2 separate regions of the Mus musculus genome follow, and region 1 is linked to region 2. Evidence: chromatin contacts called from ENCODE Hi-C or POLR2A ChIA-PET data. All regions are on one chromosome and are shown on one strand. Each heading gives the region's core, a stretch centred on a gene start or an enhancer-like site at or near the end of the contact. The rest is flanking DNA. Distances are from core to core; before and after follow the strand shown.

Region 1 (5,460 bases), core at 1,272-3,771, 590 kb after region 2:
TCCATGAGATAAAACTGTAAGGCATTTTCTCAATTAGTGATCAAGGGGGAAGGGCCCCTTGTGGGTGGGGAACATCTCTGGGCTGGCAGTCTTGGATTCTATAAGAGAGCAGACTGAGCAAGCCAGTAAAGAACATCCCTCCGTGGCCTCTGCGTCAGCTCCTGCTTTCTGACCTGCTTGAGTTCCAGTCCTGCATCCTTTGGTGATCAACAGCAGTATGGAAATGTAAGCCGAATAAACCCTTTCCTCCCCAACTTGCTTCTTGGTCATGATGTTTGTGCAGGAATAGAAACCCTGACTAAGACACCTAGCTTGAAAAGGGCATTTCTAATGTATCATTTTCTTTCTTTCTTTTTAAAGATTTATTTATTTCATGTATATGAGTACACTGCAGCTGTCTTCAGACACACCAGAAGAGGGCATCATCGAATCCCACTGCAGATGGTTGTGAGCCACCATGTGGTTGCTGGGAATTGAACTCAGGATCTCTGGAAGAGCAGTTAGCACTCTTAACTGCTAAGCCATCTCTCCAGCCCCTAATGCATCATTTTCAAAATCTTTTTTTTTTTTTTTTTTTTTTTTTTTTTTGGTTTTTCGAGACAGAGTTTCTCTGTGTAGCCCTGGCTGTCCTGCAACTCACTCTGTAGATTTGGCTGGCCTACAGAAATCTGCCTGCCTCTGCCTCCCAAGTGCTGGGATTAAAGGCGTGTGCCATCCCTATCCACCTCATTTTCAAATTCTTATATTTTAATGCAGACTCATTCTATTTCTGATCCAATAAATTGATTTGCATTACTGCCTGAAGTGTCATGGAAGCGTTGTCTCTGTGGCACAGCCTGGGTCTTTGGTGTGTCCATGGACATAACTGGAGATAGGAAAGTTAAGAATTCCATTTTGCTGCTGACCTGGGGAGCAGGCTGCATCGTCTGAACACACCTATGGACCAATTCCAGTTTTAAGGTCTTTGAACATTTTATGTCACTTAACTATCCCGGCCAGCCAACGAGGTGCGTTCTACCACTACTCCCCATGACAGATGAAGCAATAGAATTTCAGAAAGGCAAATACATTTCTCAAGGTTACATAGCTAACAGTGGGCTGTGTTCACACAGTCAGCCTTGAGTCTGTAGTGACAAGCGTCCTGATGTTCCCTGATGTTCTCTGGATCCCTGTCAGAAGGCATCTGTCTCCATCAATGTCCTCCGGGGCAGCCTTGTCCCTGGGAATTCCAGGCTTACAATTCTGCATCAGGAACAGAGCCGACTTACCTAAGCCTTTCCCTCCAGGAAACACTTCACTTCCTCCAGTGTAATGACCCTCTTCCTTTTCCATACAATTCAATTGGAGACAAAGAGCTGCGATTTGATACCTCCTCCCCTGTGCTGTGGGCGTGAACCTGGGGCTTTCAACATGGTAGTCGGGTTCTGTAACCTGATTTATATCCCAGCTCTTTTTGTTTCTTTCTGAATTTTATCTTTTTATTTTTTAGGTATATCTATTATGTATATGGCATTCTGCCTGCATGTATGCCTGTGGCCCGAGCTGACCTTGTGCTCTGATAGCCCTCCAGGAATACAAGTGAATGCCAGAATGACAGTGCTCCAGCCTTCTAATGCCTTTTTTTTTAAAATAAATTTATGTCTGTGTGTGTGTGTATGTATGTCTGAGTGTACGTATGTCCTTTTTTTTTTTTTTTTTTTTTTTTTTTTTGAGACAGGGTTTCTCTGTATAGCCCTGGCTGTCCTGGAACTCACTTTGTAGACCAGGTTGGCCTCGAACTCAGAAATCTGCCTGCCTCTGCCTCCCACGTGCTGGGATTAAAGGCGTGAGCCACCACTGCCCGGCAGGCACATCCATATTAATGCAGACACAGACACCACAAGAGGGCAGATCCTCTGGATCTGGAGTTACAGCCAGTTGGGAGCTAGCTGCCCCCTGTGGGTGCTGGGTATTGAACTGGGGTCCTCTATGACCAGAAAGTGCTCTTAGTCACTGAGACTGTCTCCAGCTGGTCCACAACGTCTTTAAATGGCATAAATGCACATCCTAGAGTAATGAAAACTCATTTTCTGATATCTTTACCAGGTTAAGAAGAAGAAGAAGCAAGAGAAAGCTCCCAGGAGGACACCCATGGTGGCCCACACCCCAGATCCCAGCCCTCGGAGGACTGAGGCAGGACGGTTTTGACTTTGAGAAAAAGCAAAGTAATCTAGCAAGACCTTGCTTCAAAGTGAAAAACAAAACAAAACAAAACAAAAACAAGCTGAACAAAAGTTTTACTCTAGAGTACTTCTGCAATGTAGAATTATATAAGGTGAATTATGAAGTGCCCTTTCATAACCATGTTCTCTGTGATACGACCGCTCCTCTGCAAAGGCTACAGCTGAATAATGTCTTATATTGTCCTATCCTTTTGTTATGTTTGCCTGGATCCAAATATTTAGCGCGCATGCGTGTCTGACTGACGTGCAATCGCGCGCCTGCGTATGTGTGTATTTGTGCACGTGAGTGTGTAAATTTGTGTGTGTGTGTTGATGACAATTGCCCCATCAATGGCTCTCCACTTCATCTGAGTGAGTCTTCATCGCCGACTATGAAGTCCCGCGTGGGCTGCTAGCTTTTCTTCGGAGTAGCTTTAGTTAGAGATTTAGTTTGTGTCCTTCCTGCCTCTCTCTAGTGCCATGTGCCCTTAAATAGTAGGGCAAGCCTTTATGTAGTTTATACAGAATGAGATTTAAAACCTGTATTTATCTCGAAAAGAACTGAAAAAGGAAGCTAAACAAGTATGGAGGGGTCAGCACAGGCCGTCAAAGGCTGAAGCCTCAGCAGAACACGGAGCCGCAGGTTAAAGTGCTGGAGGTTAGAAGTCTGAGCTTGCACAGCAGACTTCTGAGTCAGAGCTGGAGCAGGAATGCTTCACTGTGCCCAGCCCTTTGGGACTGGGGCTTGCATCAGTCCCCAAAGCTCTCCAGTGCCGCCGTGTGGTCAGATGCAGGAGCTACATGTACTAGAGAGCCGTTCTGAAGCATCCCACCTTCCAGGAATATCTGTTGTTAGAGTTCGGGCAGAATGAAGACAAAGGAAAAAACTGATGTGCCAAGACGAGGAAAACATAGATTATTTAGGAATCTGTTGCTAATTGGAAAGATTTTTGAAAGTTTTTAAAAATCTGTTTCATTAAGAAAACCAAACAATAAATCCAGTCACGTTTCCCAACATTCTCTGGTATACCTCTTCAAAACAATAAAAAGGAAGTTTCCACCAAACAAAACTTCAAAATTCCAAACTCTCCACATGCACTCGTTATGTCTTCTCTGGCAAATGTAAGCTTTGTGCAACTTTTTATGGGCTTAGGGTGTAGCTCTGTTGTTCTAGACTCCAGGAAGCCCTGGGTTCCATGCCCAGCACCAAATACAATGGCTTGGGGGTCGCATGCCGATAAGCTCAGCACTCTGGAGGTGGAGGTTCAGAAATGCAAAGTCATTCTCAGGTATGGAGTGAGTTGGGTGCTAGCCTGGGTAACATGTGATCCTGTTGCAAAAAAAAAAGTTATCAAATAGTAGAGATTAAAATGATATATTAATGGGATTGATGAGATGATGGCTCAGTGGGCAAGAGCACTAACTGCTCTTCCAAAGGTCTTGAGTTCAAATTCCAGCAGCCACATGGTAGCTCACAACCATCTGTAATGAGATCTGACGCCCTTCTGGTGTGTCTGAAGACACCTACAGTGTACTTACATAGGTATCTTAGTCAGGGTTTCTATTCCTGCACAAACATCATGACCAAGAAGCAAGTTGGGGAGGAAAGGGTTTATTCGCCTTACACTTCCATACTGCTGTTGATCACCAAGGAAGTCAGGACTGGAACTCAAGCAGGCCAGAAAGCAGGAGCTGATGCAGAGGCCATGGAGGGATGTTCTTTACTGGCTTGCTTCCCCTGGCTTGTTCAGCCTGCTCTCTCATAGAACCAAGACTACCAGCCCAGAGATGGTCCCACCCACAAGGGGCCTTTCCCCCTTGATCACTAATTGAGGAAATGCCTTACAGTTGTATCTCATGGAGGCATTTCCTTAACTGAAGCTCCTTTCTCTGTGATAACTCCAGCTGTGTCAAGTTGACACACAAAACCAGCCAGTACAATTGACCACTTGTCAACTTGACACACAAACACATCCACTAGTAAGCCTCAACCCTTACATTCTTTTTTTTAATATATTTTTTATTACGTATTTTCCTCAATTACATTTCCAATGCTATCCCAAAAGTTTCCCACACCCTCCCCCTCCCTACTCCCCTACCCACCCATTCCCATGTTTTGGCCCTGGCGTTCCCCTGTACTGGGGCATATAAAGTTTGCCTGTTCCAATGGGCCTCTCTTTCCAGTGATGGCCGACTAGGCCATCTTTTGATACATATGCAGCTAGAGTCAAGAGCTCTGGGGTACTGGTTAGTTCATAATGTTGCACCTACAGGGTTGCAGATCTCTTTAGCTCCTTGGGTACTTTCTCTAGCTCCTCCAATGGGGGCCCTGTGATCCATCCAATAGTTGACTGTGAGCATCCACTTCTGTGTTTGCTAGGCCCCGGCCTAGTCTCACAAGAAACAGCTATATCAGGGTCCTTTCAGCCAATGCTTGCTAGTGTATGCAATGGTGTCATCGTTTGGAGGCTAATTATGGGATGGATCCCTGGATATGGCAGTCTCTAGATGGTCCATCCTTTTGTCTCAGCTCCAAACTTTGTCTCTGTAACTCCTTCCATGGGTGATTGTTTCCAATTCTAAGAAGGGGCAAAGTGTCCACACTTTGGTCTTCGTTCTTCTTCAGTTTCATGTGTTTTGCAAATTGTACCTTATATCTCGCTATACTAAGTTTCTGGGCTAATATCCACTTATCAGTGAGTACATATTATTTGAGTTCTTTTGTGATTGTGTTACCTCACTCAGGATGATTCCCTCCAGGTCCAACCATTTGCCTAGGAATTTCATAAATTCATTCTTTTTAAAAGCTGAATAGGGGGTGGGTATGGGGGACCTTTGGGATAGCATTGAAAATGTAAATGAGGAAAATACCTAATTTAAAATGCAAAAAAATATTAACTTTCCATATTTAATAATAAATACTATAATATGTGCACATTAAAAAAAAAAGCTGAATAGTACTCCATTGTGTAAATGTACCACATTTTTTGTATCCATTCCTCTGTTGAGGGGCATCTGGGTTCTTTCCAGCTTCTGGCTATTATAAATAAGGCTGCTATGAACATAGTGGAGCATGTGTCCTTCTTACCGGTTGGGACATCTTCTGTATATATGCCCAGGAGAGGTATTGCTGGATCCTCCTGTAGTACTATGTCCAATTTTCTGAGGAACCGCCAGACTGATTTCCAGAGTGGTTGTACAAGCTTGCAATTCCACCAACAATGGAGGAGTGTTCCTCTTTCTCCACATCCTCGCCAGC
Region 2 (5,771 bases), core at 2,357-4,856:
CCGGCGGATTATGCCTTCCCCTTTCTCAGCAGTCAAATGATACACTGTTGGTGTTTCTAGAACACAGAGCTTTAAACAAATAGAGTCCCACGTATCCAAATATTACTTGTCCACCATTACAGCATCCTAGCTTCCGGCGCAGGCTTCGTAGTGCTTGTTGGGATTCAGAATCGGACAGGTGGCTATGGTGCCTATTTAACAAACCAAGCGGCCCTGGCCTCCAGGTTCTCCCAGCATCCCTCAGTCCCTACCTCTTACAGGGCATGGCAGGCACACCCCATCCTCTATGCTGAATTTCCAGCCCAGGGGCTGGGCTTCCCCTCTGCTAGAAGCTCCTCCCTACATATTTTGGGTTCTACTGCTCTCTCCCACTTCTCTGCATTTTCTCTCTCCCTGTGTGCTCTTTCTCTTCCCCTTCCTGTCTGTGTTCCTCCCCATAGCAACTTCCCCGGCCTTGGTCCTTGAGAAGAGTGACCACAGAGAGCTGCTTCCCACTAAACCTCCTTTAATACTCTAATCCGGTTGGCTTGAATTGGCCCATTTCATTGGCTGAGAACCAGTGCTTCCATTACCGACCAGGTTTCTAGGGGTCACACTTGCAGTGCTGTTAGTTCCCAGAATTTAAGGGGCCTGGGTTTAATAACTGGAATGTCTTCAGAGCAGCGTGCTTTCTTTTTATAACTTTTTTTTTACACTTATTAATTTGTGTCAGAGAGGGTGTGTATTTATGCGTGAGTGTGCAGAATGTGGAGAAGACACGGGACACATGGACCATGCTACAAGTATGGAGGTCAAAGGATCTTAGAGAGGCAGTTGTTTCCTTCCTCACTGCATGTTCTGGAGGGTCAAACTCAGGTCGTCAGGCTTGGCAGCGGGTATCTACCCACTGAGCCATCTCTCTGGGCCTGAAGGCAGCTTTCTTACCTCCTGCATCCTCTCTGTATCTTCAACTCCCTGAACTACTTGCAACATCCTGGAATCCCCAAAAAACACACACACACACACACACACTTCTTCTGGTGCTAAGAGGCCTTTATATTGTGTCTTTCATGATGTTTTTGAAAGCACGACCCTCTCTGGAGTTTGTCTTGCCTTTCACATACTTTGATCTGGTTCCTCCTTAGTGAGAAGCCACGTATCATCCATTCTTCGGGCATCTGGCCTCTTTGGAGTTCTTGAGAGTTTCCATTACCCCCCAACTTCATAGTCCCCAGGACTGTGTTGTTTCTGAGACTCTCATCTCCTGTTAGCAATTGATTAGTTTAGAATCTCACAGCAAAAACTCCCATCTATTTTCCTGTTTGGGTTTTTGTTTGTTTGTTTGTTTTTGTTTTGTTTTGTGGGAAAGGCATACAACAGAACTAACTAGAACAAGTTTGCTGCAGCTGGGCATAGACCCACGCCTTTAAGTTCAGCACTGGAGGCAGAGGCAGGCAGATCTCCGTGAGTTCATGTGAAAGGCAAAGTAATGTTTTAAATTTTAATTACTGTGCCTAAAAGATCCATGAAACAAAAGTGCCTTGGCCAGGCGTGGTGGCACACACTTTTAATCCCAGCACTCAGGAGGCAGAGGCAGGTGGATTTCTGAGTTCGAGGCCAGCCTGGTCTACAGAGTGAGTTCCAGGACAGCCAGGGCTACACAGAGAAACCTTATCTCGAAAACCAAAAAAAAAAAAAAAAAGTGCCTCGGGCCTGTAAACCCTGGCCAAGGACAGATACTTCCTGAAATGACGGAGGCTATTGTTTATGGAAGAAGCAAGTCACGTGTTTTCACTTCCCCAAACAGGTTCAGTTGAGCCAACTACACGAATGTGCTAGATGACATGTGGGCAGGAGGTACGGAGACAGGAAATGGGTCAGGATGGTTGCTCACCCCTGATTGGATCTGATCAAAACACAATGGCCTTATGGCGTTCAGGAATAGCCTGGTCAGAGTCTATCATCCTGGCCAGTATTTAAAACGTTTGCTTTAAATTTGACTCAAAATTGTGGTAGTGGTCCTATTTTTTCCCTCGGGAGGATAAACATTTGAGGCCAGCCTGATCTACAGAATGAGTTCCAGGATACCCAGGGCTACACAGAAAAACCCTGTCCTGAGGAGGAAAAAGAAAGAAATGGTTACTTATTTGCTGGGTGGCACATGCCATTAATCTCAGAAGTCAGGAGGCAGATCTCTCAGTTAGATGTGTTGTTCCAGGAACCACGAACTCCAAAAGATCACCAAGCAGCCCTTTGCGATGTAATAGCATTAGGGTCTCTTTATTACAAGCGCAGGCTTGGGCTCTCCTCCATCCCAATCCTGACACAGCAAGGACAGAAAGGGAAGGTGGAGCGGCCTCGAACCCTCAGCAGGACAAGTTTTTATAGAAAAATAGGAGCAAGGGAGGGGGTGAGGGAGAGGGTGTCCAGTCTGGCAAGCATCTAATAGAATGGCTATAAGCTGAGAGGTGGGTGCTCTGAAATAAGGCCGTATACAAATAGCCTGAAGGTACATCTGAAACAGTCAGACTAATCTTTGATTAACTATTGATAGGAAGTAGCCAGGAAGTGTCCTCTGGCCAAGGACAAGCCGTGTGGTCCTTCCTGGTACGTGGGTACAGTCCCAAGATGGGGTAGGTTTGGTCTCTCAGATGGCCAGTCTGGCCTACTGATCAAGTTCCAAGACAGACAGGCCTACAAAGAGAAACCCTGTATTGAAAATCCAAAACAAAAGGCAAGCTTGATGGCACACTAAATTGTAAGGGCTTAGACTTTGGCTGGAACTCAGAAGAGCCCTGGGAAAAACTGAGCTCGGGTGCTTCTCAGTCTCCTCTCTGCCACCTCCCCTGACCCCTGCTCTGGAGGGCAGAGCATGGCAGAACCTACCGCTCCCTCTCCTGACCCTAAATTCTGATTCTCCCCCCCACCCCCCAAGACAGGGTTTCTGGCTGTCCTAGAACACTCCGTAGACCAGGCTGGTCTCGAACTCAGAAATCCACCTGCCTCTGCCTCCCAAGTGCTGGGATTAAAGGCATGCACAACTACTGCCAGGCTTAAATTCTGATTCTTGAGAGCTAGAACTTCACAGGCCTTGCTGTGTGTCCATTGTATTCCAACCGGCTGGGAGTGTTTCGGTCCAAATGTGGGCCGTGCTTTTGCTGTGGTTCAGACAACAGATCCCAGAAAAGAGGAGGGAGCATGGATGCTTCACTTACTGTCATACGTTGGCAGACACATGCAGAATGACCACATGCTTTCAGCTGCTACAACAGAGGAATCAACAGAGAATCTTAGAGATTTCCATCTTACTAAATGTGGAAATGGTTGGGTTTCGAACTTGGGACAAATGGCTTAGGTGGCTATAGCATATCAAAGCAGAGCTGGCCACCAGCTTCTCTCTGTAATCCTCCACCCTCTACGTGTCACAGAGCCTCCTATCAGGCATACCCTGCCTCCTATCCTGAACTCTTGGGCCTTGAGGTCTGCTCTTCCCTACATAATCCAATCATTTCTGTAACCTGCTGTCTTTGTGCCTTTGGGCCTCCTGGCTGCTGTGCCTGGCTCCTCCCACTCCCTTCTTCCTCCCCTTCCCTCTCCCCACATAGCACAGCTCAGCCTGTTCCTGTCTATTCAGCACTCTCCCGGAGGTCCCTGACTCTGGCTGTGCTCTCTCTCCCACACAGCTATAATAAACTCTCTCCTCCACCATATCTGGGAACAGTCATGTTCCTTTTCCTTTCTTATTTCTTTTCTTTCTTTTTCTTTTTTTTTTTTCCCATTCAGAGTGTGTTTCTAACTCGTCACACTCTTCCTTTTCCTGTGATGACAAGGTCGGTGTGAAGCTTTGTGTTTCGAGCTTGACAGGATCTAGATGAGCCTCAGGTCACACCTCTGAGGGATCGTCTGCCTTAGGTTAACTGAGGTAGAGCATCTGCTATGAAAAGTGACCAGGACTTGGGTCCTCCCTGCATAAAGAGAAGAAGGCTACGTGAGTATGAGTTGGTCCCCTGCATCCTGACAGTGGGTGCCTTGTGACCAGCTGCTTCAGGGTCTGACACCATGATTTATCCACCATCATGGACTGTACCCTGGAGACTAGTGAGCCCAAATCAACCCTGCCTTCATTACGATGTTTCTGTCGGAGTGTTTTACCACAGCAAGAAAATTGACTACTTCACAGCTTCTCCTCCTGTGATATCAGAAACCACTTGGTCTCCAGTAGTCTTTAGCCTTAGATGTCCTCGGTGCGAGAGTCCTTGCCTGAGGAAGCAAGCCGAAGAAACTGCATATGCGATCCCAGCGCAATCATGAAAGAAACCACATAACGTTATCTGAAAGAGCCCCCCAGCACTGCGATGGGATAGCGTGTGGGGGTTCAGCATTCTGAAAGAATGCAGAACTGAAAAGGATGACTGTAGCCCCAAAGAGAGCTAAGATGTGTGGGGCGTGACACCATTTTATTAAAATGTCTTAGATCTGCCATATTTACTCAGAATGTTAGGTGCTAGGTTCTGTGGGAAACAAGGAAAGCAGAAGGGCGCTCCCTGCCTCTAGCACTTACAGCAGAGCCCCTGTGTTCAGGTGCTGGGATAGAGAATGAAGAGAAATGCAGAGGAAGGGAAATCAATCTCTGTGGCCTTCTCGGGGTCAGGGAGGGTTTCATGTCGGGTGTGAGACAAAACTGATTCTCTGAGGACAGGCAGGTGGGCTCTGGTTGCACAGGCCTGGAATTCTAGCTACTTAGGTTGTGGCGAATTCAAGCCAGACCTAGGCTGCAAAGCAAGTTCAAGGACAGTCTTGGAAACCTAGTGAGATCCTGTCTCAAAATCATTTTTTAAAAGCCGGGGAAGGGGCTGGAGTTGGAGGTCAACGGTAAAGTACTTGCACAACATGTGAGAGGCTCTGGGTTTGATCTTCAGTACCGGTGGGGTGGGGTGGGGTAGGCTGGGAGGATGGATAACAGTAAAGTCTTCAGAAAAACGTATGATGAGAATCCACATTTAGGGTCTCAATTGTTTATTTGGTTAATTACCCATTCAGCCAATCATGAGAGTTTTACTAAGTATCCCTAGGAAGATGCTGGCATTGTTTGAAGTATACAGAGCTGAAAATGACCCCAGTCTCTTGCATGCTTAATATGAGGGTTCTTTGAAAGAATAAGTATACCTTACACATTCATTGTGACTAGGGTAGTCTGCCAACCAAATAAAACAGCAGTCATGATTTTAAAGGCTACCTGTGGCTATCTAAAGTCACGTAGAATCTAGATCATTTTTCTCTTGCTCCATTTTCCTTCCTTCTCCTCTGTCTCTGTCTCCAAAAACCCCAGCTTCGCCTCCCTTTTCCCTGTCCAATTACAGGCTTCTTGTTGTATTAACATTCAAATTGATTGGACCTGGAAAATTCTGCTACACAAAACTGCTGGGGTCCCACCCCCACATTCAGGTACTGAGATGGAGCACGGAGAGGCAGAGCAGAGGTTGATGATCTCTGGCCTTTAACCCTCTCTTGTTCTTCTGGGCCAACAGCTGATGGCTTCTGGAAATTAACTCTCTCTTGGTATTGGGGGCGGGAGTTGGGTGGGGAGGGAGGGTGCTGGTGGCAAAAGCTGACAATTAACTCCTGCTAATAGCAGCAGAGGATTAAGAAAAGAAACTTAGTTATTTGGGCTCTTTATTCTTTGACTCAGGCCTCTTGCTGTCCAGGTGAGAGGCCCAGAGATCCTTAACCAAATGAAAAGAGAGAGAGAGGGAGAGAGAGAGAGAGAGAGAGAGAGAGAGAGAGAGAGAGAG

The links. Hi-C counts contacts between places; a loop is a spot of excess contacts on that map. ChIA-PET counts read pairs that join two places held with the same protein, here RNA polymerase II (POLR2A).
Region 1: a loop to region 2 is called in a map of gastrocnemius, with 2.2 times the contacts of the local background. The contact joins the enhancer-like site here to the promoter of Ncf2 in region 2. A Hi-C loop is called at or near these places in 7 of 37 maps with a recorded cell type or tissue (Patski, gastrocnemius, heart and 1 more). POLR2A ChIA-PET finds 5 or more read pairs at or near these places in 1 of 5 experiments (Patski).

Annotation. Positions count from the first base shown.
Region 1 is chr1:153,383,946-153,389,405 of GRCm38, forward strand. All of the region lies in intron 1 of Gm46246 (a long non-coding RNA gene), which reads right to left. Among named protein-coding and RNA genes, the nearest start is that of Gm46246, 10 kb to the right of the region's middle. Within about 2 kb of position 2,522, at least 1 of the 3 ENCODE cell types and tissues checked has a DNase peak (open chromatin) inside an H3K27ac peak, as active enhancers do; it is gastrocnemius, where a contact is called at or near this core.
Region 2 is chr1:152,796,547-152,802,317 of GRCm38, forward strand. Ncf2 (neutrophil cytosolic factor 2) reads left to right here and starts at 3,607. Exons shown (of 16, transcript NM_010877.5): 1 at 3,607-3,967.